7 separate regions of the Mus musculus genome follow, and all the other regions are linked to region 7. The links are chromatin loops, found by intact Hi-C in ENCODE. Cell type or tissue: heart. All regions are shown on one strand. Region 1 overlaps Itpr1 (inositol 1,4,5-trisphosphate receptor 1). Region 2 has its middle 34 kb from the start of Gm44040. Region 3 has its middle 37 kb from the start of Setmar. Region 4 holds the start of Mir7661 (microRNA 7661). Region 5 overlaps Itpr1 (inositol 1,4,5-trisphosphate receptor 1). Region 6 overlaps Itpr1 (inositol 1,4,5-trisphosphate receptor 1). Region 7 has its middle 22 kb from the start of Gm35359.

Region 1 (4,000 bases), 290 kb before region 7:
AAGTAGGAAATCTGCATTATGCTTCTTAGGATCTTGTTGGGAACTCTTTCCCTCACCAGGAGCAATCACCTAATTCTGCATCTCTGTGTCCTAAACATTATTGCCCTGTTACCATTATACAGAGTCCCTTAAACACAAGCCAAGTCTATCTTTAACTGGTTTAAATTGAGTTTCTATATACAAGATCTTTCAGTCCCTTTTCTTAACACCCCCCAAGAGGGGGGGAAAAAGAGAAAAACATTAAAATGGGGCATTCTTCCCATACAAATCGCACTGTGCTGTGTTCTTCTCCAGCCTTAGCATGTTGCTAGTTGAACGCTGAGTCAGCAAGCCTGGGGCCAGGCTGCGGCATCTTTTGAAGATGGGTCCTCGTCTGTTTCCTATCATTTGCCTTTAAATGGTGTTTGTTGTGTTGGATTGGTGGCTCTTTCAACTTCTCTCTGTTTTCCTTTCCTACAGCTGTGTGTTTTGCATTTGAAGACCATCATGCTATCAGGGTACATGTCTTTAGCATGTTGATACAGCATGTTCATTCATTTGTGTTCTCATGTTTATATGATTATTCTGTAAACTGTGCTCATTGCTAAGGATCGGACAGCACTAGCAACTATGTAGCAGAATATTAGACTCCCCTGTAACCTCGCCACCCAGAGAAAACCAGTGGTGATGTGTTAGTGGGATTTGGTATGCACTTTTAGTTATGGATATTGTCCTTGAAACCGTGTCGTAAAGTCCATACTATTGCTTGACTGCTCTAAGCTCATACTGCAGACATCTTTTGACACCATTAAACTTGTTTTTGTGTGTGCTGTGCTTATGACTACGTAGAATGGCGACTGATAGCATAAACTGTCTCAGATGAAGAGGTGCAGAACAGGTTGATGTATTTGTCCTTTGTTTTCTGGATTGGGAGGCGATGCTTCCGGTAACCACTGGACAGTATCTAATAACTGGAAATAATGGGAGACAATGCTAAAGCCGCACTAACACAGCCTAGCCTGTACCACAGGCTCAGGCAGAGATAGGTAGAGGCTCATCCTATTCCAGCCAGCTTCCTCCCGAGCTGCTGACCAAGGCACACTCTCATTCCAGGACATCGTGTCTGCCCTAGAGGACCGGCTCAGGCCCCTGGTGCAGGCTGAGCTGTCTGTGCTCGTGGATGTTCTACACAGACCAGAACTGCTCTTCCCCGAGAACACGGATGCCAGGAGGAAATGTGAGAGTGGAGGTTTCATCTGCAAGTAAGCAGCCTCCCTTCTGACGTGGTCAGTAGCCAGGAACCCCTGATGACCAGGCCGAGCCCCTGTTTCTGAAGGAGGAGCCGCTGGCCGGTTTCTAACTTCATGGGCTTAAGTTAGATACTAGAGTCCTGTTTCTGACCATCCCAAAACAAACTTGTCTGTTAGATCCTAGTTACTGACACTTCCCGCTCCGTTTGAACCGCATGCCCTTTTGGGTTTTTTCTCTACTTAGCAAGTTGGGAGCAAACGCCTACCATGTGTGGTACAAACAAACAGGAAACTGTCATGACCCTCCAGGCCCTCTAACGTCTTGGACCTGCAATGATCTCACTATCTTTGCCTAACATGCTTTTAGATTCTTAGTTTATGCCATGTGGGCCATAAACTATAAAGAAGTCACCAGTCTTTTGACATAATAAATAAATAAATAAATAAATAAATAAATAAATATTCCCATTTGACTTTTCACTGAGCTGAGTTGTTTTTCTGTGTGGAAGGTGGGCTTTGCCCTAGAAGCTCCTCTGACGAGGAGACTATGGATACCGAAAGTGTCTTTCCCCAGCCATCATCCTCGTGAGTGGGGTCCTTAAAAATGTCCTGCTGGCATAGCTTAGCAGCAATACCCAGTGGATAACTAACCACACGTATGAGCAGGGCTCTGTCTGCTTTCTCCACTCGGTATAACCTCCCGTTGTTATGTGTCCAGCTCCTGCCGTGCCAGCCTGGTAATCTGCTCCCAGCCAGCAGGTGTCGTGTGTGAGACATGGCTGCTGACTGGCTCTTAAGTGTGTGGATGCGTTGAAGTGTATTTAAAGTAGGAACCCTTCTTAAATGTTCATTCTTTAACTGACTAGTTAGATCAGAATACTTGTGGCATGTCTTTAGCTGGAGGATGGTTTTAAGATGTCACCCCCGTTTTCTCTTATTCAGGCTAATAAAACATACCAAGCAACTGCTGGAGGAGAATGAAGAGAAACTATGCATTAAAGTCTTACAGACCCTCAGGGAAATGATGACCAAAGACAGAGGCTATGGAGAGAAGGTATTGCATTTTATATTCCCGTTCAAATTATGCTGTGTATTAAAGTTAAGGTTTGAGAGTGTGTGGAAGCCCCTTAGTTACTGGCTGGCAGTTTAATTTTTTTTTTAAAGCTGTTTCTCTTGTCCTGGATGATCACTGAATCATATGAGTGCCTTCCTGCAAGTCAAATATAAATATTATTAGTTGTCTCTCATGGACACCTCACCACATAACCTAATGCCAAGGAAGTAGTTCTAAGTTCTTGCCTAGTGAACTTCCCAGTGAGGCATAGCGTCTTGTGTATCAGTCCGGATCTGTGGACTTGTGTTCCACCTCAGCACACCTGTGGGCTGGCTTACCGCTCTCCGATGGGGATTTCACAATCCTTCCAGCTCCTCACGAAACTCCCTCGAGTTCTAACTAGAAGGAAGGCTTGGTTTCTTTGCATGTCACCACTTCTGATGGAGATTGAGAAATGGACAATTCCTGTGACCTGGTACTTCTTGGTAGATGAGAAAGCAGGCATTTGGCATGTGTCCCATGTGAGGCACAGTAGGGCAAGAACAATCTTGGTGCTCATTCTCTTACCCAGCAAGGAATCTTAAGCATAAGTCTCAATGCCACCAACCGTCACTGGGTAGGTAATAACACACTCACTAATTGCTAGCCACTTTTACCAATGGTTCCTGGTCTCGCTGTCCTTTCAGAATACCCAGTAACTCATTGGTCAGCCCTGGGAAGAAGGCTTGGTAATTAAACCACCTCTCTCCCTGTCAGAATAGAGGGTGATAACCAAATTATTATACGTATGACAGACTGCTGAACTCTCACCCTTCAGCCTATGCAAGGTCTTTCACTAGAAGCTTACCTGACAAATGATGCTCCCCAAATAAGAACAAGAAAACATGGCAGAGTGATGGCCCACGCCTTTAATCTCAGCCCTCAGTAGACACAGGCAGGCAGATCTCTTGACTCAGAGGCCAGCACAGCCAGTGATACACAGAGAAAACATATCTCAAAGGAAAAAAGAAAAAGTAAGGGAGAGAGAGAGAGAGAGAGAGAGAGAGAGAGAGAGAGAAACAGAAAAGTGAAGTCGTCACTGTGCCGTAGCCCTCTGCTGGTTTCCCTTTTGGTAAGATGCTTTCCCGGCATGTGCAAAGCAGGGTTTGACACCCTACACTGCATGATACTAGATGTACCTCTTGGTGCATGCCTGTAATCATGGCACTAGGGAAATGGAGGCAGGGTGACCCAAAGTTCAAGGTCATCCTTGGCTGCATAGAGTTCCAGGCCAAGCCTGGAATACAGGAAATCCTGTCTCACACCAACCCAACAGACGAAACTATATATAATTTCATTCTGAATGTTTATAGTGTGTAAACTTAAAGGGGAATGCTTGTTCACTAAATCAGGATTTCGTGGACGAAACCTGATAGGCAGAAGCATATAAATATAAGTAGTAGATGCAAAGCGCCTTAGTCCAGGTGAGAAACGATGAGATGACTTGCCCATATACACACATGGGCACCTGGGTAGGTTTTAATTGATAGGAGAAGGGATGGGAAGAGAGACACCAAGGGCATCTTTGGGGTGGAGTGGGCAGAGAAAGACTGATGGGTATCAGGTAGAAGATGCTACAAAAGAGTAAATGCCCAGAGGTTAAAAGAGTTTCTTGGGCCTCAGTTCACTTTCCTTTGTAGCCGGTGAAGAAACTAGACATGCCCAAGCCCAGAGGCTG
Region 2 (4,000 bases), 140 kb before region 7:
CAAACTGTGAACTTCTCACACACACACCTGCGATAACCAACACTGTACATCCCAACGCTGGCAGAACAAGCACTCTTTTCCCAGGTGTCTTTTCCCTGCTGTTCTCTCCTTAGAATACCCATCTCTTGCTGTCTCCCTTACCAACTCTGTTTCCTCTAGATCTCAGTGGCTTTTCTCCTCTGACATGTCACATAGTGCCCCCTTCCCCTTTGACACTAAACACTCCATGATTGCTTTCCTTTCTCTACATCTCCCACAGGATTGTACTCTCTCCTCCATCTTCTCTGTTCTCTCTTCCCAGCACTGGGATGTGATCAGTGAGTGATTTCTAGCTTGTTCATTTTTCTTCTGTCCTAGAAAGGGTTAAAGAGCAGAAAGAAGAAGCCCGTGGAAAAGTCATGATTCTCCTCCTGGCAGACTGACACGGCAGTATCAGAGCTCTGCTGAGAGTGTGCTTAGTGTCCCCAGTGCCTTCCTGTCGTGGGGACACTACAGTAACTAGACTCAGAATACTTGGATACTTCCTTCCACCCTGTCATATTTTTTTTCTTGTTTCTTAAATGGATTAAGCAATACCCAAATCAAACTAACTCAGGAGAACTAGATGGGGAACAGAGGAGCTGGATTTTTGTAAACTGAGCAGTGATACCCAACCACACTTACATACATAAACCCCTGGTGCTGAAAGTCACTGTTAGATCCATTTAGCCGAAACCCCACTTAATGTCTTTTACCCATCCGTGTTCATGTTAATGTAACTTCCTATCCGTTCAAATTTATTTACAGTAGAAGATAAACCATAAATTACGTTTCATTTTCTGAAATCTAAAAACCCTTGTTTAAAAACTGTCATCATCTGATACCAATTTTATGAGCAGCTCCTCAAGGGTTGCTATGCTTTAAATTAAAACTCTCCATCCTCTTATTCAAATAAACAAATTATACTTTTTTGTAAACCCCCCAAACATTGTCAGATTTCCTTTAAAGAAAAAAAAGGTAAATTGTGTTTCTTGAACATTACAAATTACCAAGACTTACAGCTCAGTGATAGAGTACTTGCCCAAGAAGTAAGTCCCTGGCTTTAATACAAGCACAAGGTGGTAAGCATAATTTTACAGGAAAAAAAAAAACATCTTTTAAAAACGGTAATGGGGTGGTTCAGTGGTCAAATACTAGCACAGAATAAACAGGGTCCCGGGTTCAATCCCCAAAACTACAGAAAGCAGGAAATGGGGGCAGGTGGGAGGGGGCAAGCCCATCAATGCTGAGTGATTGATACTGATATATAGATGTAGCTATATATAAACATATCACTGATGTGAATGTATAGATACATATAGAACTATCACACACATTCATACACTAAGCGCATATATAGAACAATCTCAATGAATATTGATAATAATGCTATATTGATGTAGCATAGTGTATACTCATGCTTTTAAAAAAATTGGTGGACTAAAACGAGTTCAAAGACAGACAATTGGATCTTTTTGTTTGTTTGTTTTTGTTTGTTTGTTTGTTTGTTTGTTTGTTTTTTCAAGACAGGGTTTCTCTGTATAGCCCTGGCTGTCCTGGAACTCACTTTGTAGACCAGGCTGGCCTTGAACTCAGAAATCTGCCTGCCTCTGCCTCCGGAGTGCTGGGATTAAAGGCATGCGCCACCACGCCCAGCCTTTTATAGCAATCTTAAGAGTCATAGACATTATCATCTAAACTCACCAACTTTTTAAAAGATTGAAATAAAAAAAAAGGGGGTGGGGCTAATTGAAAGTGTTGAGCCCAGAAATTCTTCATGTTTTATTCATCTTTAAGTTACTATTCATAGATAACACTAGCCAATAGCTACTGTTTTCTGAGAACTGTTAATACGTGTGAACAGACCACTGACTTCAACAAGCGTTGAGCAGAGGGGTCAGGATTAATGGGCTGTTCCTGTGTCTTTTAGGCGTGAGGCCTCCCACAGTGGATGTCATCATCTTAGACTTAGAAAAGCTAGTCACATCCTCAAAAAAAAAAAAAAATGTTGTATGATAAACAGATCATAACAGAAACTGCCAGGGGCAGGCAGACACGGAATCCAGCTGGGTTTCTTTAGCCCTGATCCCAGTTTCAGCTGCAGGTTTTTTCCAGAAAGAACAGAAGTTTGATTTACTCAACATTCTGCAGAAGTCAGGGGTGTGGTTATAACTCATTGCTAATGGGTTTTCCCTTAATTCTTGTAGCAACAGGACCTTACAGTGGCTACTGGCAGGAAAAAGGTGAAACTAAGGTCACAACAGGAGTCTATAGCATCAAAACAGAAACAGCTGTTGAGGACCACCTAGCGGCAGCAGGGGCAGCAGTATTTTTTTATATTATCCCTAAGGCACAAAGTATGACTAGTTTCCAGACTTAGAGCTGAGAGCCACAGTGACGGATGAAGACTATGTGTTGTTTTTTTTTTTTTTTTTTTTTTTTTTTTTTTTACCAACTCTGCCATTAAATGCTTGTAATTTCATCCTGATACACAAATCACCTCTGATGTAGGCCAATCTTGTTTTCTTCTTATTCATTAGAAAGTGTGAATTCAGGGGGGAAACGTCCATGAACCGTTCGTTGGGCTTTCTTTCTTTCTTTCTTTCTTTCTTTCTTTCTTTCTTTCTTTCTTCCTTCCTTCCTTCCTTCCTTCCTTCCTTTCTTTCTTTTTCTCTTTTTTTTCTTTTCTTTTTTTTAACAGGGGTTGGATTGGAAATTTGACAGCAACGCTGAGACGCTTTTGCTAAGGCAGGGATCAATGGGAGTGTGCTTACTGAGTAATTGCATTCCTTCTTGGCTAGCCAGCAACGTGGAAACTGAGCCCTGCTCGGCGCTGTGCACACCCAGCTTGCAAGGTCTGTTTCCACTTCTCCAGACCAGGCCAGTCTCATAGGAACAGCTGTCTCCAAACCCTCTGTACAGCCGGAAGCCAGTTGCTTGGGTTAGGAGCCCATTTTGTGCCAGGGACTACAGGAAGTACGTCATAGGCCTCGCCTTTTCTCATGACCTTTGAAGCCAATTTGTAGCTGGGTGAGGAAGCTGAGACCAAACTGGCCTCATTGCCCAGTCTGGATCCTCAGCACCTAACTGGCACAGTGCTGGCGCTAGGCACCAGAACCCCGGGATGAGGGAGGGCATGGATGAACATCCTAAATACTCACTAGACATGTTTTGAATGTAATGTGACATGACATGTTGTGTCCTCCCTGGCCACTTTCAAGCCTCAACTCCTCAGGACAATTGGGGAAACTGAAGCCCCAGATCAAATGACTTAGCAAAGGTCACAGGGCAGGGGGGCAGACAGAAAAGTGCCTTTGAGTCTTTCTGTGGTCCAAATGGTAATTCTATCCAGAGCCTGTCTACCTCACGTTCAAGGTCCCCAGACTCTGAGCAGGAGTGGGGGAACCAAGGGGCTCCCATCCCCAACCAGCTTTCCGGTCAGCAGCTCCCAGCAGGGCAGGGCGACCCCACCCTCCCGCCAGCTGCAAGGCACAGCGCCAGGAGCACACAGACTGTTCCCAGGCACTCCCTCGCCCCAGCCCCGCTGCACCCGTCTGCGAACTGCCAAGGGCAAGCAGGGGAACAGCTCACGTGGACCTCTGCAGAGCAGCCAGCTCAAATCTCAGGGCGGGGCTTCGTCTTCGCCACGCCCTCCAGGGCGTCCCCCACCCTCCCACCCCCGCAGCACTCCGAGACCCCTGTTCTGATCCAGATCCAGCAAAGTAAGCTCCAGTGTGGGCTGTAGGGATTTGAGGAAGTCCGTGGGTGCGGTTGAGGCAGCAGCAAAGGCAGCTAGCTCTGGTAGAAAGGAGGGGGTGTCTAGGTCGGCAACATTAGAAGAGAGGGCGTTTCTGCAGAAAAGGAAGTGGGTGTCAAAAGCTGCACACACATTGCCCCGTGGGAGTCCTGTGAGGGAAGTCACCAGGACCTGCTAAAGTCTCCCACTTTATGGCTGCATGCAAACACTCTTAAGTCGCGGTTA
Region 3 (4,000 bases), 610 kb before region 7:
CCATGTTGAGAAACCTTCCTTGACATGTGGAACACTTGTGGGAGTCTGACATTAGACTGATTCCAGCTATGAGACTTGTCCATGCACCACATGATGTTTCAAAGGCTATGTGGAAGATGTGACGTGCATGGCAGCTTCTTGGAAGGTCATTTAAGCTGTTCTTAGAGTAATTTGTGCTCAGTTCTTGCTGGGCTGTCTTCAGAGGGGTTGGAGAAGGGTGAGTCATGTTCTTCAAAGACAAAGACAGGTAGTTACTGTGGGACCTGGCTTCTCTCCTAGAGAATTCACTCTCAAAGTTCTCACTCCTAAAAAAGACAGAGAACTCAAAAGAAGCTATATACCATGAAGTCTCTTGAAAATTCTATAGTACACTCATGTGATACTAGGAATGAAGAAGGAGGAAGAGGAAGAGGAGGGGACTACTACTACTACTACTACTACTACTAGTAATGTTGAAAATACTGCTGACTCACTGACCCTGATGATGCTGGAGAAGCTCAGAGCCCCAAACCATAACACATGAACTGCTGAGCTAGGAAAGCCCTGTACCCTGTGAGTCCTTTCTCCCAAACCCTAATTGTCCCCTTGAACAACATCTTAACCTTTAAATGTGGGAGCTGATGAAGTTAGAACGGAGATCCTGGACCTGTAATCACAGCAAAAAGGATACATTTAAATCATGAGGCTGAACTAAACCAAACTCAAATCAGCTCAGAGAACAGTTCACCGGCTGGCCAAGATCTCACCAACCAAGATGCTGCCCCTGCTTTCCTGCTCTTTGCTAAATTGCTATGCTCCTAAGTAACTTCTCCTTTAATTGAGATGCTGAGGATCAAACTAAGGGCCTTGGACATGCCCGGTAAGCACTCTGCCAGGGAATTACAAGGCCAGCCCCATAAGAGGCACTTTCATTGGGAGGTAGGTTAAAGAGGATGAGCTTCGGAATTACAGACAACGGCAAAGACCAGATCCAACTTTCCTTTTGTATAGACACTTTGTGCAGCAGACAGACCATTGGGCATAGGAGGGATTTGCCAAGTCAGGGATCTGGAATATAACTTGTTAATTAATAGGCATCTGAGTAACACGTTCATGTAGCCTTAGTCCAGTTTGCTCTTTGTTTATAGATATAACTATAGCTGACCAGTCCTACCTGACTGTACCTATCTCTTTCTTTGCTTTGTCTTTTTTTTTTAAAGATTTATTTATTTATTATATGTAAGTACACTGTAGCTGTCTTCAGGTACTTTTTCTGCTCGCTCTGGCCCCTCTCACTCCTGTCCTGCTCTGGTCCTGCTCAGGCCCAAAGATTCATTCATTCATTATATGTAAGTACATTGTAGCTGTCTTCAGAAACCCAGAAGAGGACATCAGATTTTATTATGGAAGTTTGTGAGCCACCATGTGGTTGCTGGGATTTGAACTCAGGACCTTCAGAAGAGCAGTCAGTGCTCTTAACTACTGAGCCATTGAGAAATGAGGACCTAGAAAACCATGAAGTATACCACGCTAAACACTTGAACTTACCATTCTCTCCTTGGTCCATAATCCCCATAGGTGGGCATTATCACTAAATATATTTTACCTTGAGGAACAACGTTACCTGCCTAATGGTGGCTCAGGGAATTGGACAGGAACAGAGGGACATATCTGCAATGGCCTCCTTCAACATGATGCTGAAGACAATTACTGAAGGAAGAGACTCAAGACGCATTTTCCGGTGTCACTTAAAGAAAAATAAGATTTTATTTGGCAAGTGCATAAAGGAAAAAGACTTGTAGCCTTTGAGAAAGCAAGCAACAGGCATGGACAAAATGCAGGCCAACCTTTATCAGCACATGAGGACAGCCTCACCTCTTTTCCTCTGGCAGCCACTAGCTGGTCTCATTTTTCTCCTAGGCTGATTCTGAGCTTTGAATAGCACTTTAGTGAGGTGCCAAACTGACATGCTAGAAGTCACTCTGATAGCTTCCATTCCCCTCAGCAGATAAAGCACAGAGTTTGTCAAACAGGACCTAGATTCAGGCCAGGACAGCCATTTTATCTCACCTTCAATTATTCTGAAATTCCAAAGACCCAATGAACCAGCCTTCTTGTGATGAAGGCTTTAGGGTCAATGATCATTTGGGGACAGATCAGAATCTGAAGCTGGCCATTTCGATCCCTTGGTGTTAAGCCCTTGAACTTTCAGAACTCAAGTAGGGCAAGTTTCAAAATCTAGCGTTTCTTACTTCATAGCCTACCTAAATATCATCTGTAATGATTTTGCTTAATCAAAAAATTAATTAAATTCTGGCTCTAATGTTCTAAACACAACAGTGGGAAAAAGCAGCTCTGGCTAACTGCCAAGGTTTCATCCCAGGCTCTCGGAGTTAATCATTTCCATGGTGTTTTAAGCATGAGAAACACCAAAGGCCAGATTCTGTGGAACTAAGGTCTGTTCTGGGGGACTTTGTATTACAAGAAGCAAGTTTCAACCAATAAAAATGAAGCCATCGGTCAGAGGAACCTGACATTTGTGGTACCAGCTGGTATTAACCGGAAAACTTAGCGATGATGGCCGAAGGGCCTGAAAACGTCCTGTCAGTGTATCAACTGATCACACAAGTCTGGGAAATCATTCTAGGTGTGATGGGGTGGGGATGGAGGCATGGAGCTTTCCCAGAGACTTCTGAGTAAAATGAGGTCCCTAGGCAAGCTGCTGCCCTTTCTCTCTCACACATACTCCTTGTGTACCACTGCAGGGTCAGTCATTCTTCCCATGTATAGTGCACTGCATAAAGTGAATTTTCCACTGTGTGCACTTTATCCATTTTTCAGACTTACTTGATTTTGTCATGTATAGAGTGCTTTACCTCCCCATGTGTAATGTGTGTAATGTATAGAGTGCTTTACCTTCCTGTGTCTGGATCATGAGAATGTGTAGCGTCCATAGGTACCAGAAGAAGATGTCAGATCCTCTGGAACTGGAGTTCCAGGTGGCTGTGGGCAACCACGTTACGTGCCAGGAACCAACCCCAGATCCTTAGGGCCAGAGGATGTGGAACTGCACTCCATCTTAGGCCACACAACAGGAAGGAAGCGAAGGGATCAGCAGGTACAGATGCTTGCTGCCAACTACCACTACCTGAGTTTGAGCACCAGGACCAGGGCAGAAGACTCCCACACATGACCTCCGTGTGTGTTGTAGCACATAGACACAAAAGCATAAAATGTGGTAAGAAATGTTATTTTAAACGCAAATATCTAGCTCTTCCATAGCATTGGACAATTTAGCCGTTCCAGCCTGATCTCTCAGCCTCTTTAGAACGGGCCTCACTTACATACACACAGCCTGCTCCACCTGTGACATTTTGGGTGTGCTGTTGTTGTTTTGTGTACCTCCCCCACCCCCACTCCCTCCACACTTCCTTTTCCTGATAGCTAGCCTTCAGGTTAGTCCTTTTGTGTTAGGATAACTGTCCGTGGAAAGGAGGAGAGAAAGGTGTACGTATAGCATCATTTCAAAATGGAAAAAAAAAAAATCAATGAAATAAAATACCCTCTATCATGCCTCTTATAAAATTCCTACAGTTTTGGGACAAAAAGGAAGTGATGTTTGTTTCCAAAATATCCCCTGTCCTATGGCAGCTATAGATTTAACTGCATGGAAAAAATTCTAAGTGCTACTGGAAAACTGAAGATAAAGGTGATTCCTTTAGCAAAGCTCATCACCAGAGAGTGAGAACGCTGGAGTTCCCAGGGCTCAAGGCCATTATTCTATTGTATGTCAACATTCATTTATCAGGGAAGACGTGGAAACAGAAGTGACCCACTCTGACACTATTTTGGAACCATTCACCATGCCTGTGCCCTAATCAACACGTCCTGAAATAAATGCCACCTTCCATTGCACTCTTTTCCTGAAGAGCAATGGGCAACTGAAATGTTTTGTCCAAAAGAGGTGGGAACCTGGAAGAAAAAAAAAATCTGCATTGCTACAGAATTGTGTTCTGTTCTC
Region 4 (4,000 bases), 220 kb before region 7:
CTCTCTGAGCTGTGCAGCTTTCCAGATCTGTAAAAGAGAAAGTAAGATTCCTTACGTTGAAGGGTTATTTTAAAGTCTAGAACACAAGAGTCACATCAGACTTTTAGCATGGTGCCTGGCATATAGCCTCATGTGAATTGAGGTCCATTTTCCTCTCTGTTTTCATGATTGGGAAGCGTTCTACCACTGAGCCACATTCCCAGCACTTGATTTTGGGCAGTTTTGCTTTCTTCTTGCAAGGAAGCAGGGTTAGGAATAATAGGGTAAGACATGGTCCCATGTAGTTCAGGCTGATCTCAGATTCACTGTGCAGCTCAGGCTATCCTTGAACTCTGGATTCTTTACCTCCAACTCCCTGGGAGGTGGGGTTATGGGTGTGCCATTCCCCCCATTCCCTGACAGCCTTGATTGTTTGAACGGTGACTTGCTGTACCCCAGCTTATGATCCCTTTAACTTCATGCGCCGGGATGACTGGTGTGGGTCACCACACATACATAGCCTACTACCACATCTTTTAAAGCCTTACAGGTTCGCATATGTTCTTGGTGGAGTTGCCTGAACAACAGGAGAGTCTATTTTGAATGTTGGTGTTTGCTTTTTGTTTCCTTGAAACATGACCTGGTTTATTTTCGAAGGGTGACATTTATGATAGACTGTGACTCCCCATGCTGGGAGTTGATGGTTTGAGCTGTGAAAGGAGCAGTGTTCAAGGATGGGTGATATGAGCTGAGTCTATTTGGACTTTGCCCCATGCAAATAAACTGTAACCGACAGACTTAAATGAGGGCATTAAAGCATTTCTGCCTCCTGGTGACCTGGATGTGCACTAGAGGCCAGACCAAAGTCCCTTTATGTATCCTTTAAATAAAAGTTCACAGCAGCCTGGTTCTTTGATCCCTGAGGTCAGGGAGTGAGTTCTCCGCAGAGACAGGATTCTCTGAGAGTTTACATAACAGCTTATGTAACTGGGGGGGTAACTGGGTAGCCAAGGGTCATTATTTAGTAGGATCAGAATGGCCCTTGCATAGGTCCCATTTCATATCATATGAATTAAGAATATGCCCTGTCTCTTCAAGACTGTCATGGGTAGAGCAAATGCCACGACCCCTTGCTATGGCTCCACCAACTCCAGGGTTGCCCCAGTTGGTTAGAGCACATTATTCTGGATCACAGAAAGGATCAAGTCTTCTTGTAGCAACCAGGGCTCTAAGGAGACAAACAGGAAGGAAGCTTGAAAATGCAGAACATATCCGTGTGTGCACATGTATGCATGCATACATGCACCTATGTATGTTCTCTGCATATATAGTATACTGGGCTTGGTTTTAAAACTGCTTGGAAAACAAACTTAGAGAGTGAGGGTCTCATCCAGCAGCTGGCCGACTGTGAGTGCAGAATATGTGGCTGCCCACATGCTTCCTCTTGGATAATGAGAAGGTCCCAGATAACGGCCAATGGCAATGAAAACAGTGCCCCAGGCTGAAGTACCTTCTGAATCATCCAAGGAAATGATTAATTCTTAATATAACTGAACATATTTACTCTTAGTGTTTGAATTATTAAATTCTGAATGACATGTTTATTTAGGAAAGCTTGACAGAGCAGCGTGCCGAGTGCCACGGGGCGGGATTTAGATGTAAGCAGCCCCAGCTGCTTCCCCCGGGGAACCAACGTGAGTGAGAACCGTCAGCAGATAGTGCAGTGCTCTCAGAAGTGTGCTAGGAGGTTGTGCGGAACCCTAGAGTCAGCCAGGCAGCTGTGAAGGGTAGTGGCTAAGTTCAAATCCTAGTTCACTAACCATGACCTTAGCAATGATGTTTTGTGCCTTCATTTCTACATCTATGAAGGAAGAGTAGGGACTTCTGAGACCTCACAGAATGTTTGCTAGCATTACATTTTAACAGAAAGTAGTTGCGCTACTGTCTCAAAAGCCAATGGATTTCTTACTAGTCTGCACTCCCCCTCACCAACTCCCCAAAGTAGCAGTGGGATAAGGAAATTTTGGGGGTGGGTGACATTTTGCCATTTTCAAGGGGCTGGGTAGTACTGGAGGTGGTAGTGTGTGTCTCCATGCATGTTCATGGTGGTAGTGGTGGACATATAGAGATCACAAACAGGCTGTCTCTCTCCACCGTAGGTTCCAGGATTCAACCTGAGGCCTTCAGCTTGCATGGCAAAGCCCTTTTAGCCAATCATCTCAACAATCCGTTGTTCCCCTACTAGAATTTTTTTTCCACCATCAACTTCCAGAGCAGAAGGTTATAAGCCAGCCATTGAATGTATTGGTCCAAGCAGAGTGAACCAACTTCTCTGTGGGTGAGGGTGGTGCTTGCACCTGGGATCGTTATAACTGAGGAGTCTGGGCTGCATCCAAGCCTGATGGAGTGGGCTGTAGTCCTTGGGGAGCAGTGTTTGTTCTAGGAGTGGAGACAGCTGTCTAAGCTATAGATGCCAGTCCTGCAGGGGTCAGCCCTGAGTCACGAGATGTCTTCTCTTGTTCCTACCCAAAGGTGGAAGTGATCAAGAAGGCCTACATGCAAGGTGAAGTGGAATTTGAGGATGGGGAGAACGGTGAGGATGGAGCTGCCTCACCCAGGAACGTGGGCCACAACATCTACATCCTCGCTCACCAGGTACAGCCTTCTCTCTCTTGCCCTTCTACACATCACCAGCATGCTAAGCTAGAGGCACCCTGAGACTGACTCTTCCTGGAAAGCTTTCTTCTAGCACTGGTTGTACCCATGTGACCATGGCTTGCAGCTGTGTTTGCCCACCTGCCTTAAGGGGCTGAATTCCCGGACACTGCCATTTTCCTAGTATGGTAGGCCGGGGACTTGGAAATCCCCATGCTCTGTACATATGTCTTCTCTTAAGGATGGTTGTCTAGAGCGGCTGAAAAGGGGTCTTGGGCATCTTATAAATACTAATGAGTCTCTCCTAACAACCTAAAGAAATAAACTTGAGCCTCCTTGATTATCACATTTGGGGATCTGTGGGAACCTGTCCTTACAGTTTCCTTTTGTTTGCCTTTCTGGGTGATACTTTCTTCCCTGACACCAACATGCCATATTTCATAATCACCTCCCAAGTGTCTGGGTTTTTGCAGTTGCTTCTTTGGGTATACTAGTGTCTTCAGGTGTTGGGTGGGGATGGGAAAGCTGAAGCCCAGTGGAGATTAACCTCTCCTTTCCTTAGCCTCTTTTAAACTTAGGTACAGGACCTGGGCATAATACAAAGAAGGCAAGAGGCCTGGAGTTACTAGGTCTCTGTCTCTGCATGTGTACTGAATGATTTCAGACACTCCCCTGTCCCACATTGCCTCCATACTCAGCATCTAGCATCCGAAAGGGTTTCTCAATAGCCCCAGAATGGAGGCTTAATGGGGTGCACAGAAAACTTCATGTCCCTCCTGCCTAGCTTAAGAAATCAGAGAAAAGGGGTATTCTGCATGGGCATGGACTGTCCATTCTTTTATGCCAGACTCCCAAAATAGCCTCTGCAAAGCAGAGCTTTACAGAGGGAGCAAGCCTCTCTTTAGGTACCTTGGCCTTTGGCTTACTGCTGGTCATTTTGCAATTTTTTTTCTAAACTCCGAAAAGCTGGGTATAGCTCAGCTGATACAGTGCTCACCTACCATCCAAAAAGCCCTGGTTGCAGTGGTGTACATCAATAAAACCAGAATTCTGGAGGAAGAAGCAGGAGAATGGAAAGGTTAAGGTCATCCTCAGCTACATCACAAGGTCAAGGCCAGCCCGAGATACATGAGAAAGAAAGAAACCTGGAGTTTAAAGTAGCTCTTGTAATCCTTGACTCCCAGTTTCTCTCTGCTTGTGGTCTAGTTGGCTCGGCATAACAAAGAACTTCAAACCATGCTGAAACCTGGAGGCCAGGTGGATGGGGATGAAGCTCTGGAGTTCTACGCGAAGCACACAGCACAAATTGAGGTATGAACCAGTCAAGCCATGAGCAGGGAGTACTCACTAGCAAGGCCTGGACCTG
Region 5 (4,000 bases), 200 kb before region 7:
CATTACTATTAGCTCTGACAATTGTCAAAGCATGGGCACAATGGCAAAGAGAGAGAGAGAGAGTTCTAGAGACGGTGGCATAGGTTTTGTGTGCTCTGAGAAGTTGTTTCAGAGGGAACACAGGATAATCAGATGACAGACAGGACAGATGGATGGAAAGAAAAGGTATTAATTAGTTCCTCAGAATGTGTGACTATTTGTTTCTTTTTGTTCTGTCCTTTGATCATTCCACAGACAACACATCTTTGACAAAGACCATTTTCAAGGAAGACTCAAGTTAGACAATTGCTATTTTTAATACATTAGCTGAGGAGGCCAGGACAGCTATCATAAATAGTCACTTAGAGTTTTGTTTTGTTTTAGCAAGATATACTATTTGGTGTGTATGGGATAAGTAAGAGTGGCTGAACAAACAGGTGAAGGCTAGGGGAAGAGGCTAGGGTGCTATCCAAAGGATGACTCACTGAGGTTAGGGTTAGGACAGGCTCACCAGTCTCCTGCTAGAGGAAGCCAGATGGATGTGCTCAGAACATAAGACATGGTATATACTGACAGCATCCCTTAGAGGTAGGGCAGGAAGCTAGATCAAAAGCTGGTCAAACAGTCAGTGTGGAATAGGGGCAATAGACTGAGTCTACAAACAGGAGATACTTGCTGGAGCGGCAGTGAATGTTAAAGAGGAGATCAAGTAGGCTGAAGTGGACTGTTGGCCTGTTCAGATTTTTAGAACTTGGGTGTGTAGGAGGTTCTGTGGTGTCAACTGGACTATGATCATCTCTCGTTTCTCCAAACCCCTCTCTCTAAACCTCCATCCAGAGTCAGTCATGCTCTGCTACCCTGTAAGGAAATCTCACCCACAGGGTCAGAACTCAGGGGAAACCTGGCCGATTGTATGTTGAGGGTGCTTGAGAAAGCTGGAGGTTCTCTGTCCGTGTTGGTGTCCTCCCTTATCTGATTGTCAAGGAGTTGGCTTACACTGGCCTGCAGCTTAGCTGGCAGGATGTCTGTGTGCCTGGTGCCAAGGGAACTAGAGAAGCAGAAGATGGTTTCCCCAAGTGCATTCAGAGTGTTCTTTCTAGCTTTTCTGTCAGCCTGTTAATGGAGATGGATTTCCAGGCATGGGGTATATGTTCACATACAAATGTATTATCTAGTAGGTAAGTCAGGGACCCTTCAATAGTGGGTGTCAGGAAACCCACGCTAGATGAAGCAGAGTGGAAATGCATTGGTTCATTTTGACATAGAAAGCAAGAACCTGGCTTCAGGTATAGCTGAATATGGGGGCTTAGGCAGTGGCATCGGGGCCCAATTCTTTTGTCCCTTAGTTTGGCTCTGTGTCTACTGAATGTTTGTGATTTTATGACCCACGGTGGGGTAAGAAGAGGACAGTAGCCCTAAACTCATATTCCCTTCAGGTTCAAGGTAAGTAGAAAAAAAACAAAATTGTCTTTTGCTATAATCCCAGGGGAGAAAAAAATGCCTCCTGGGTTTTATTGGCTCATTTGGTCACATGACAATCCTTGAACAATTATTATATCCAGAAGAATATAATGTTGTGATTGGCCAGATGAAGCTCCTTCCCGACCTCGGGAACTGGTTCTTGAAAAGGGGTGGATCCCCCATGGGAAGGTCAGAAATCGTTCCCTGAAAGAAGTACAGGACAAAGAGCTCATCCTGGCAAAACCCTGTTTTTGTTTCTTAAGAAAATGTTCATCTTACTTGTGACTGCAGAAGCCAAGAAAGTTGAGCCGTGTCCACTTCTCACTAAGCTCAGCCCCTGTAGTGTCTGGAATGGAGCCAGCTTAGATAACGAGCTTTAAGCATGCTGATCGCAGAGTTCACAGAGACGGGTGACTTCTGTATCTGACTGACTCATACAAGAATGTTAGAAATGGTTCATTTCGAAAACCATCATTTCAGTATGTGTTAATTTTGTTTTTGCCGTACACAAGTGCTGCTTGATTGCTGGTGCACTTGAAATGATTTGACTACTGTGTAATTTGTATTATGCCTGAAAAGCAAAGTACTGGAATGACTTGGAGTCCCAGGACAGTTCTGAGAGAGCTTGGTGGGCACTCGGTGCTAAGGCTCCTCTCAGGTTCTCACGCCTAGTTGAGCATGGTCTCTGCCATCTGACTCTTCCCACCACCGTCTGTTCTCAGGTCTGCAATAAAATCATCTTCCTGATGAGCTTTGTGGGCAACTGTGGGACCTTCACCAGAGGCTACCGGGCCATGGTTCTGGATGTGGAGTTCCTCTATCATTTGCTGTATCTACTCATCTGTGCCATGGGCCTCTTCGTACATGAGTTCTTCTATAGCTTGCTGGTGAGTACCAGGGGTTCACATGTGGAGAACTGTGTCATCTCTTATCACAGACCCCCCACCTTCTAATCACAGCTACTGGGCCTGGTTCTATAATATCAAGCTCCAACTGCATCCGATCTTGGGAGGATCTGAGAGGAAAATGACATAGGAAACAGGGCAGCTCCAGGGAACCTGGCAGTGCAGGATCTCATCATGTCCTGTATGTGGCACATCTGTAGTTTCCACTCATGGAGGAGGTGCCTCTGCAGTTCAGATGTTTCCTATATATGTGTCCATTTCTCTCACTTGGGAAGCACTTGCCAAGAGGCATATGTTTGACACAGTCACCTACAGTCCTCTGCAATCTGTTTCTCAAGGCAAACATGTCAGGACCAAAGTAAGAGCAACTTGCAAAGCCCAGGACCCAGGACAGTGAGCTTGCTAAGTAAAAGTGATTTTGTTCCCATAGAGCCAAGTTGTTAAGACCTTGACAGTTGGTGAGTTGGTTCTGTCCCTTTCTTGGGAGCAGATTAAGTTATAAACCAAATAATGATTTTCTGTGCCAAAGTCAAAAGAAACCTAGATCTATAAAATTGGGGATAAGAAATTTCAGTGCACCTACATAACATGGCAAGAAGCATAAACTTTTATGGTGCAAACACAAGAAATATAAAAATATGAAGATCAAAAAAAATATCCAAGGGCTAAAAATAAGAGAGGGGGGGTAGGGAAATGGAAGGAAAGGAAAGGAAAGGAAAGGAATGAAAGGATTTAGACAATAGGGATTGTGAAACGTCCTTAAGGAAAACCCATGTATGGTTTCTAAGCTGCTTTTGTCTGTCTCAGTTTCCTTCCTTCCTTCCTTCCTTCCTTCCAAGTTGAGAAGAAGGTTTTCCTCGCAGGGATACTGTATGGATCACATGTAACTGTTCATGTCAGCATCCTAAGCAAGCATTGCCATGGGACAGCTCCCTAGTCTTATCTTTATCATCCTCTGTTCTCGATGCCACAAAAAAAAAAAAAAAAAAAAAAAAAAAAAATAGATAAAGAATTCACCAGGATTAGCTCATTCCATTAGTGAGAGATGTTGGCGGGCTAAGCGGAATGGTTTATTTTCTCTAGTTTCAGAATCTGGCTGGCTGTACTTTGAGCTTTTAAGCAAAGGGGTGGCAGGATGTACTTGTGAGCGCTATTATGTGGCCTATTTTGGTCATTCTGCATCAGAAATCTTTAGAGCCATCCTGGAGTCTGTTCTGGAACTGTTCTGTGTCGTGCATGAGCATCCCTGGACAGAGTTTAGCCCGTGAGTCAAGGAGACCCACATCCACCAGTGCAGCACACTCCAGTCCTCCCTGGGGAGAGTGGCAGAGGGCAGGGATTGTCTCTTGGGTCCCTGGTTGTTGTTTATTCGTTTGTTTTGTTTTGTTTTGAGGTAGGATCTCTCCCTTTGTGCCCTTTGATCTGTACCCTCTCCCCCTGCTGGGTGTGGCTTTCCTTGCTGCTCTCCTTCCTGTTGATCTTGCTTCCTTTCTTCTTCATTTCCAGTCTGCTGCTTTGGTTTTTTGTTTTTTTTTTTTTTTTTTTTTTTTTTGAGTTATTTTTTGGAGGTAGCCAGGGCCTTTCCTAAATGCAAGGGACAGTGTGAGGTGAGACCCACACCCCTTACCTCACAGCCTTACCATCAACGAGACAGA
Region 6 (4,000 bases), 280 kb before region 7:
GCTTTCCCATTTTTGAATTATTTCTATGCTAGAATGTCCTGGACTGAACTTAGTATGCTGACACCCTTCAATACTCTTGTTTCTTCCTTGAGTTATAAATGCCTCCCTATAAACTTCTCCCCCTGGGCTATTGAGGTTGAATTTCTATTTGCTTAAGTACAGATTAAGTCAGGGAAAGGAACCCCCCCCCCTCCACTGTGGTCTGTGTAGCATTATTAATACACTGTTTGCACCATAGTAAATCAGTTGATGTGTTTGCTTGCTCAGGATACTACTTGGTTCTCCTGGCTGGGAGTTTATTGCTTGCTTATGGAAAGATTCCACAGTTGGAGCAGGTGTGTTTATAATTATACTCTAGGAAATAGAATACTGTCTGTTTATAAAAGAAGAATGTTCTGGCAGGCGCTTAGATTCTTTGAAAATTCCCTGAGGAAGCAACTGTGGCTCCCCTCTGCGTAGTTACCCCTGGCAACCGTCAGAACCCAGGGACACCAACACCCTGTCCCTGGTCCCTCAGGCTATTGGCTCTGGCCCTCTTCTCAGAGGTGACTGATTGGCCTTTATTATCAGCCCATTCTGGAAACTATCACAGCTCCCTGTGGTACAATCCCCCCCCGCCCCCCCCCCGCAACCTTCTACCAGTGTGTTCTTGGGGAAGCTGTAGTCCACAGCTGTGCTTCTACAGAAGTTTAATGAGAGCTCCTGACAGCAAAGGATCTGGGTAGGGACGAGCCTCACACCTAACACTGAAGGCTTCTGTCCCGAGTGATCATGGTGGTGGCAGTGGGGCAAATAGTAAGCATGCATGGTCCCTCCAATTTCTCATTGCGGAAGAGCCACTGCCTTTTGATGACGATAAGGACAGTTGAGTATCTCGGGGAATAGATGGCTGCAAACAACTTGGGAGAGAGGGAAAGACCTCCTGCATGAACATCAGGACTTTGGGCAAGACGCTAAAGTAAGGGTAGAGGCACAAACTTCTCATAAAGAGCATGCATGTACAGGCTCTTCCCAGCTGCCCTCTAGAATAAAATTTTAATTGACACCAGGAACAGGAGGGTGTCGGTGTTTGTGTTTGCTTCTTGGCAAGAGAGGCAGTCTCTATCTTTACCCCGACTTGATCTTGTTCACTGGAGATAGGAGAAACAAACTAGGGGTGGATGCGGGGGTGAGGGTGGGGTGGGGATAGAAAAACTACCTGCACTGTGTGTGTGAAGCTTCATGGATTGCTACATTTGTGTGCTTGGGACTATACATCCCCCCAAAATCTTGGACTGATGACAAAGGCCAGTCAGTTATCAGAAGGGCCAGGGCCACAGAGTATTGGTATCCTATGGTTCTGACAGTTGCCAGGGGTAACTATACAGAGGGAGCCGCAGATAAAGATCAAGATACAGAAAGCTCCCTCACTGGCCATAAATGGACATCAGCTGATGTTAAAGATCCTGATTTCTATCACTGGAAGCATCTGTTAGGTTCCAGGTACTATGTTAAGGGTTTGATACAATGTGCCTCCAAAAACATAGTATCTGCCGTGCTGGAGACTCTGCTAGAGACCATACAAATTAATGGAAAAGTTACCCCAGCCTGTCATGCAGCATGATAGAAATACATGGAATTGTGGGGAAATGTTATCTGGGGCTTTCTCGATATGTCAGAAGGGCAAGTAGTCACTTCAGAGGTCAGGCAAGAATGCAGTGGGGAACCTCAAGGCAGGACCTACTTTTCTAAACTAGGAAGTGCCATGCCTTTTAAGAACATACTTGGGGTTTAGGCAGCAGTAGTGGATGATGGGGTGGGCCATCTAGGTTTCCTCATTTTTGTCCTTGATACTAAGTTGTGTGTTTTAAAAGTGTGTGCTGTAGTTCAACAGACATGCCCATTCCTCTTCACTTAATATGACATCCTCACTGAATTACTGTCACCCTGGTGACAGCAGGCAACTGCAACTTTGCTTTCCTGTATTGAAAAAAAAAAACAAAACAACACAACAGATATCCTTGTCACCCAGAGTAGCTGTAGCCTGATTTTATTTATTGTGACCTAAACTTCTCTCCCCTACAAGCTAGTGATGCCACAGACAAAAATGTCTGTAATATTCAGGATGTGAAGGGTGGGAGTGGGGGTAGGGGTGCAGACAGCCGCTTAGGAATTGCTAGTTTTCACCTTCAGGGGGCGCGCTCATGACGTCCGACCCGGTGGAGGCGTCCTACTTTCTTACATTGCTGCAAACTGCTGAGTTGGGAACCTGCCAACCCTCAGGCAGCCGTTACATAAGCCCTTTCTTTTTTTCCTGGAATTTAAGCTCACTGCTGATGTGCGACCTTCAGCAGTAATTGCCAATAAGTGCAGCAGGACTGTTTACTGTTAGACACTGGCAACCACAGAGCAAGCTCTGCTGTCAGCACACAGAAGCCACTGCGGAGTCTGCTGAGGGCCTTTTCAAATCTTTGGACTCTCTTTGTTATTGTTTCTGAGATTATTCCAGAATGACTGAAGTTGTGTAGTTGCGTCATGCCAGTTTGCATTTTTTAACTAACGGACCACACTACTGAGTTCTGATGAATCCTCTCTGTAAGATATGCATCAAAGTTCATGGGTGGAGCCATTTAATTTTTAACTTATCCTTATTTCTAAAAGCAAATGCAGTTAAAATGAGAATTGTATTTGTAGATGTGAATATTTAAAATTGTCCATTTAAATTCAGAAAAAAAAAAAACCTTCCATCTTTGGTTTGGGTTTTTTTTTTTAAAGATTTCTTTTCTCTCAATGAAGAGGTTTCAAAGTCTGATAAAAGATGGACCCTGACTTGCTAGCCCATTCACTCTTGTTTTGTTTCCTTTTCCCAGGGTTATAAGTAGATTGAGAAGCAACGGAGTGCTGATTTAGGGAACCAGAAATGATAAATTATTTTTGATGTACTGATATATGAGCCTATCATACATGTCTTGACTTGTGTCCAACTACTGCCAAGATGGTCCATAAGTGGACATTATATTGAAGAGAAAATGGTGGATGCTCAGAGGCCAGAGAGGGATTCCGGTTAAGGGCAGAAGAAAGCAAAGCCTATTCACAGCCATACTGTGTGCTGGTCCTATAATAGACTCATATAAAAGGGCTGGATAGAGAGAGAGAGACGGGGTCGGGAGGGTTGCTGACTCGAAAGCACCAGGAGTAACCTAGGACATATATAGGTATCTTTTCTTTAAGAAGTTCAAAGAGTGATAACAGATGTGCATCCCTCCATAAGAAATAGGGTGCCTTGTTTATATGAAGCAAGCCCACAGGCATCTTCTATGCACATATCACGTTACTTGGTTGACATCACAGTTATAATACCTTGATTATTGGCCTCATCCAACAAGGACATTGAGGGCTCAGAAACTTGAGTTACTGTTTAAGTTATTCTTAAATGTTTGTTACTCATTTGGATCTTTGTTTCTACGAAATTATGTTTTGCTGAACATCTTTGAGAGTTCTGGGGAAACTTTTAATCAAAGGGGCAATATGATGAAGCAGTCTGGGGCAGTACTCAGTTTTCAGATTCATAACTAGACGTGTTCATCATCCACCGACCAGCTGTGATTAGAGATGTCAGCAGCATGTATGATGAGGGAGAAATAAGACCTAGAATATATAGATCTTAAAATGTTATTACTTAAAATGTTCACTGGAACATCACCATTCAAGTAAAGTAAATAATAATAATAATAATAACAACAAACAACTACTACTTCTGAGGAACTAAATTTATTTATCAAAGCCTACTCTTCACTTATATTGGCATCATATCTTCTATTTACATAGCTATTCTTGGGACATGCATACTTTGCTTTTATGCTTATCAGAATTGCAGCTTACTTCCTTAAAAGCAGCTTATCCCCTAAGAAACCGTGACTTCCTTCACTGGGGAAGGAAGTGCTGATGGAGATGAAGAAGGTGTAGGATGTTGCTTGGTGTTCTAATTATATCCTCATTTGGCCAGGTCTCTGCCATGTCC
Region 7 (4,000 bases):
TACTTCTCAAGGGTACAGCAAAGAAGTTAGATTCTAGGCAGGAAAGCGCTCTCTAAATTCCGAAGTCTCCACAAGGATGTACAACACTGTAGGTACTACTTACTAGCTTAGCCTTTTACAGATAGAGGAAAATAATGAATACAACCATTTAAATACATAGCATGCTTTGGCCAGTGAGGTGGCTCAGCAGGTAACCTGAATTTGATCCCTAGAACCCACTCTGGAAGGAGAGAGTTGGCCCCCCCCCCTGCCCCCCCGCAAGCTGTCCTCAGACCTCCATGGGTGTACATACAAGAATACCTACACACACAGACACAGACACACAGACACACACACAGACACACACACAGAGAGACATGCATGCATGCACAAAATCAATAAATGAAATACGAAATAAAAATATATATAGTACATTTTTGGTGGAAATGTAGTCTCCCCTCCCCCAGCCTGAAACCTGCTTGCTCGGGGTGGAGCTTCCTGCTCATTCGTTCTGCCACGCCCACTGCTGGAACCTGAGGAGCCACACACGTGCACCTTTCTACTGGACCCGAGATTATTCGGCGGGAATCGGGTCCCCTCCCCCTTCCTTCATAACTAGTGTCCCAACAATAAAATTTGAGCTTTGATCAGAATGAAATTGTCTTAGCTCCGTTTCTTTTTTCGCCCCGTCTAGATTCCTCTCTTACAGCTCGAGTGGCCTTCTCAGTCGAACCGTTCACGTTGCGAGCTGCTGGCGGCCGCAACAGAAATGGCTCAAACGAAAGGACTTGTCTAGGTAGGCAATGCACTCTATTTTTCACAAAGCCAACGCCAGTGTACTAAATACTCATTTTTTTTTTTTCCTTCGAGACAGGGTTTCTCTGCGTAGCCCTAGCTGTCCTGGAACTCATTTTGTAGACCAGGCTGGCCTCGAACTCAGAAATCTGCCTGCCTCTGCCTCCCTAGTGCTGGGATTAAAGGTGTGCACCACCATGCCCAGCATTTCTGTATTTCAAAATATGTTTTAGTAAGGGTTATTTTGCTTCTCTAACCCTGAGGTGGTTCACAGACTCCTGATCCAGGCACAAGGTTTCCTCGTGATTGGGGGTTAATAATCTCAAATTTACCAACCCATAATTAGAGATTCGGTGCTTAGTCTTAGGGCAGTCACAGTGGAGCATCAGAGGAAAAAAATCACACATGCTGCATGCCGTATTAGCTGCTGTTCTGGCAGGTGCTCGGTAATGGCTAGAGAGCGGGAGTTGACTTGACTTCCTAGGAGATCGCCCACGAACTGGATAGTTCCTCGGAAAAGGTGACAGCAGCACTTGAGTCATGGCGAAGACGAAAGGAGGTCTTTTACCCGTGTAACTTTGCAAGTTACACCCTGACCGCTTAACAAATGTTTACTTAAGCGAATTAATACTAACACTGCCTTCGATAAGAGCTGATGAGGTCGGGAAATCTTAGAGAGTCCTAAGAAAATTGGGGAAAGAAGCCGACAAGAGGAGAAGCAGGAAGAAGAGGAGAGGGAAGAGGGGGAGGAGGAAGAAACTTTTGCTAGCTAGCCACGTGCTTTCAAAGCTTTTCTCTGGACTAAGACGCCTCCAGCTTTGAAATCGCATCACAGAAATTGGTTCCCTCATCCCTCCCACCCATCCCTGGGGCCAAATTCAGGGACCCGTGGCTGCTGTTTTCCTTGACCCAGCACCCCACACAGTCAGTGTTTTCCTGAGTCGGCCATGCCCCGGTCATTTCTTGTGGGCGAATTGGCCTCTCCGGGGCTGTCAGGATGCTGTTCGTCTCCATGACAACAGCGTGTGCGAATGAGGAGATGCAGCATACTGAGTGGTGTCATCCTAAGAAACCAACCCCCACCACTCCCACACTTCTGGGGCCCGGACCGCAGGAAGTGGAATTCTTCTGGGAAAGAGGCTGACGTCGCTGGTGGCCAGGCCCCTGCCCCAGCCCCAGCAGGCGCTGATGCAAGCGCAGCCCGCCAGTGGCAGGCAATCCCCAAGGACCTGGCGCAGCTCTGTGTCTTGTTCCTTTCCGGCCACCCCGCCCAGTTTTCTCTTTGGAGTAAATAGCTTCTGGGTGGTTTCTCACCCAAAGACGCAGTGCAGGTGGGGACAATGTGTCTTTCCTCAAACCAAGTCTCTGTGGCTCTTCCCAGATTGGGATAGGAGGAATCTGAATACCCAGACTGGCCATTTTTGGGTCAATATGGAAGGCGTCCAGAGCTCCTTCTCTCACTTGGACCGCCCAGGTGGCCTGGGATACCAATGTCAGCTGGTGCCAAGGAAACCGCCCGGATCACGAGGGATCCTTGTGGACCGATCAGGAGTCTGTGAACCGCCTCGGGGTTAGAAGTGGTCCAGCCATGGCCGGTCTCCATCGCCCTCTTCTGGGCAAAAAGGAGAATCGTTCTAAAATTCTGTCTGGGACCTCCCAGACCTTTAGAGAGGGCTAGGAGAGTTGGCAGGGCTGGGGTGCGACAGATGTCTCCACAGTAAAACAGATCAGGAAATGGAGGCCCAGAGAGGACAGAGATATGCCCATAGTCTCTCAGCCACGCTAGGAACTAGTCAGGACCAGAATTTGCGTTTTATGTTCACCGCACAATCTGTTTTTGCTGTTTTAAGATTTTAAGACAGGGTCTCTCTTTGTATTAGGGGAGAGAGGGAGAGAGGGAGGGTAAAGGGAGGGAGTAGAGAGAGACAGACAGAGACAGAGAGAAGAGACACAGAGACTAAGATATAGAGGGAGAACTGATCTAAAGGTCAGAAAACAGTTTGTTAGATTCAGGTCTCTCTTTCCACCGTGTTCGTCTTAGGAATTAACTCAGGTCAACAGGCAAGGTGTCAAGACTTTACCTGTAAAGCCATCTCCCATCCTGCATCCTAGAATTATAGCCATGGATTCCGCAACACCTAGATTACTACTTTTAAATGAATTGTGCTGGGGTGTGTGTGTGTGTGTGTGTGTGTGTGTGTGTGTGTGTGTGTGTGTGAGAGAGAGAGAGAGAGAGAGAGAGAGAGAGAGAGAGAGAGAGTTTCTATGAAGTTTGTGCATGTAGGATGTAGGTGGCTGTGCAGGCCAGAAGGGGGCGTCAGATACCCTGGACCTCTACAGGAGCCATAAAAGTGCTCTTAACCAATGAGTCATTTCTCCAACCCCAAATTAGAGATACTTTTAAAACTTTCACAGTTTTAATTTCTACTACCGCTAAGATGTAACCCACTCAATGAAGCTTATCTGGGCACTCAAGTATTTAGAGTGGAAATGAGTTTTAATCCTGAAGCCTGCGGTGTAGGGTGGCTCCCTCTCTGTCAGTAATACTGTCCTCTTTTAATCACAATTGCTCTCATAGAGGACATTACTTGTTTTATTTTGAATGTGTTTAGTACTTTGTGAAAAAGCAGATTTGGGTTCTGTGGGCCTGAGGTGGGGCTGCAGCTCTATATTTCTAGCAAGTTTCCAAACAGCTACTGATCTGGAACCCACATTTTGAGAACTGAGCTTCTAGACTTTGGTCTACATGCTAAAATTAATGCCTATGTCTGTTCTGTGTTAGCAATGAGAAGGTTTCCACAATTAAGCTGAGAGTGGAGGGGGTGGGGAGAGAGAGAGAGATATGCTGGAAAGAAAAATGGTATAAAGGCTATGAAGAAGTAGGAGCCAAATGCTGAAAGTTACTGACAGGAGACATTAAACTTACCTCAGTTACAGATCTATAAAAAACTAGGGTCTTTCCCAGGTCTCAAAGCACATACTGAGTAGTTGAATGGTGAGAATTTCACATGTCCAATGCAAAAAGAAAAAAAAAAGCCTAAAAAAGACAACACAATTTGCACAGAGGCTGGGAGTGTGGCTCAGGTCCTGAACACCTGCTTGGGATGCATAAGGTCCTGGGTTCGCTCCCCCAACGCTTTAAAAACAACCCAAAACTTCCTAGGGGGTGGTTTGTGGGGGATTTCTCAATATGCCATGTAACTTTTTGGTTTTCAGTGAGGTGGAA

The links. A loop is a pair of places that touch in the nucleus more often than their neighbours do. Peaks named below come from ENCODE experiments on the same cell type or tissue, not always from the same donor. Only the 100,000 strongest peaks of a DNase experiment are listed, where the experiment ranks them.
Region 1: a loop joins it to region 7, with 7 times the contacts of the local background. A loop is called at or near these places in 21 of 42 quality-filtered maps.
Region 2: a loop joins it to region 7, with 4 times the contacts of the local background. A loop is called at or near these places in 6 of 42 quality-filtered maps.
Region 3: a loop joins it to region 7, with 2.4 times the contacts of the local background. A loop is called at or near these places in 6 of 42 quality-filtered maps.
Region 4: it touches region 7 in a loop (2.4-fold over the local background); 3 of 42 quality-filtered maps call a loop at or near these places.
Region 5: it touches region 7 in a loop (2.8-fold over the local background); 3 of 42 quality-filtered maps call a loop at or near these places.
Region 6: a loop joins it to region 7, with 6 times the contacts of the local background. A loop is called at or near these places in 23 of 42 quality-filtered maps.

What each region holds. Positions count from the first base shown.
Region 1 is chr6:108,415,718-108,419,717 of GRCm38, forward strand. Itpr1 (inositol 1,4,5-trisphosphate receptor 1) reads left to right here. Exons shown (of 62, transcript NM_010585.5): 38 at 1,093-1,241; 39 at 2,172-2,283. Among named protein-coding and RNA genes, the nearest start is that of Gm35165, 55 kb to the right of the region's middle. In heart, a CTCF peak has its summit at 1,981; a DNase peak (open chromatin) is centred at 1,947.
Region 2 is chr6:108,567,557-108,571,556 of GRCm38, forward strand. No RefSeq gene overlaps it. Among named protein-coding and RNA genes, the nearest start is that of Gm44040, 34 kb to the left of the region's middle. In heart, a CTCF peak has its summit at 2,327; DNase peaks (open chromatin) are centred at 2,135, 2,945 and 3,535; H3K4me3 peaks cover 1,027 bases; H3K27ac peaks cover 1,224 bases.
Region 3 is chr6:108,100,233-108,104,232 of GRCm38, forward strand. No RefSeq gene overlaps it. Among named protein-coding and RNA genes, the nearest start is that of Setmar, 37 kb to the left of the region's middle. In heart, no CTCF peak of the experiment used is centred here; a DNase peak (open chromatin) is centred at 1,899; H3K27ac peaks cover 945 bases.
Region 4 is chr6:108,485,975-108,489,974 of GRCm38, forward strand. Itpr1 (inositol 1,4,5-trisphosphate receptor 1) reads left to right here. Exons shown (of 62, transcript NM_010585.5): 50 at 2,512-2,634; 51 at 3,841-3,945. It overlaps Mir7661 (microRNA 7661), which reads left to right and starts at 3,769; the gene lies at 3,769-3,829. In heart, a CTCF peak has its summit at 2,444 (motif pointing right); no DNase peak of the experiment used is centred here.
Region 5 is chr6:108,508,533-108,512,532 of GRCm38, forward strand. Itpr1 (inositol 1,4,5-trisphosphate receptor 1) reads left to right here. Exons shown (of 62, transcript NM_010585.5): 55 at 2,163-2,327. Among named protein-coding and RNA genes, the nearest start is that of Mir7661, 21 kb to the left of the region's middle. In heart, no CTCF peak of the experiment used is centred here; a DNase peak (open chromatin) is centred at 1,689.
Region 6 is chr6:108,424,713-108,428,712 of GRCm38, forward strand. The region is part of intron 40 of Itpr1 (inositol 1,4,5-trisphosphate receptor 1); the gene reads left to right. Among named protein-coding and RNA genes, the nearest start is that of Gm35165, 46 kb to the right of the region's middle. In heart, a CTCF peak has its summit at 2,175; DNase peaks (open chromatin) are centred at 499 and 2,259; H3K27ac peaks cover 446 bases.
Region 7 is chr6:108,707,780-108,711,779 of GRCm38, forward strand. No RefSeq gene overlaps it. Among named protein-coding and RNA genes, the nearest start is that of Gm35359, 22 kb to the right of the region's middle. In heart, CTCF peaks have their summits at 2,383 (motif pointing left) and 3,119 (motif pointing right); DNase peaks (open chromatin) are centred at 1,922 and 2,292; H3K4me3 peaks cover 1,306 bases; H3K27ac peaks cover 819 bases.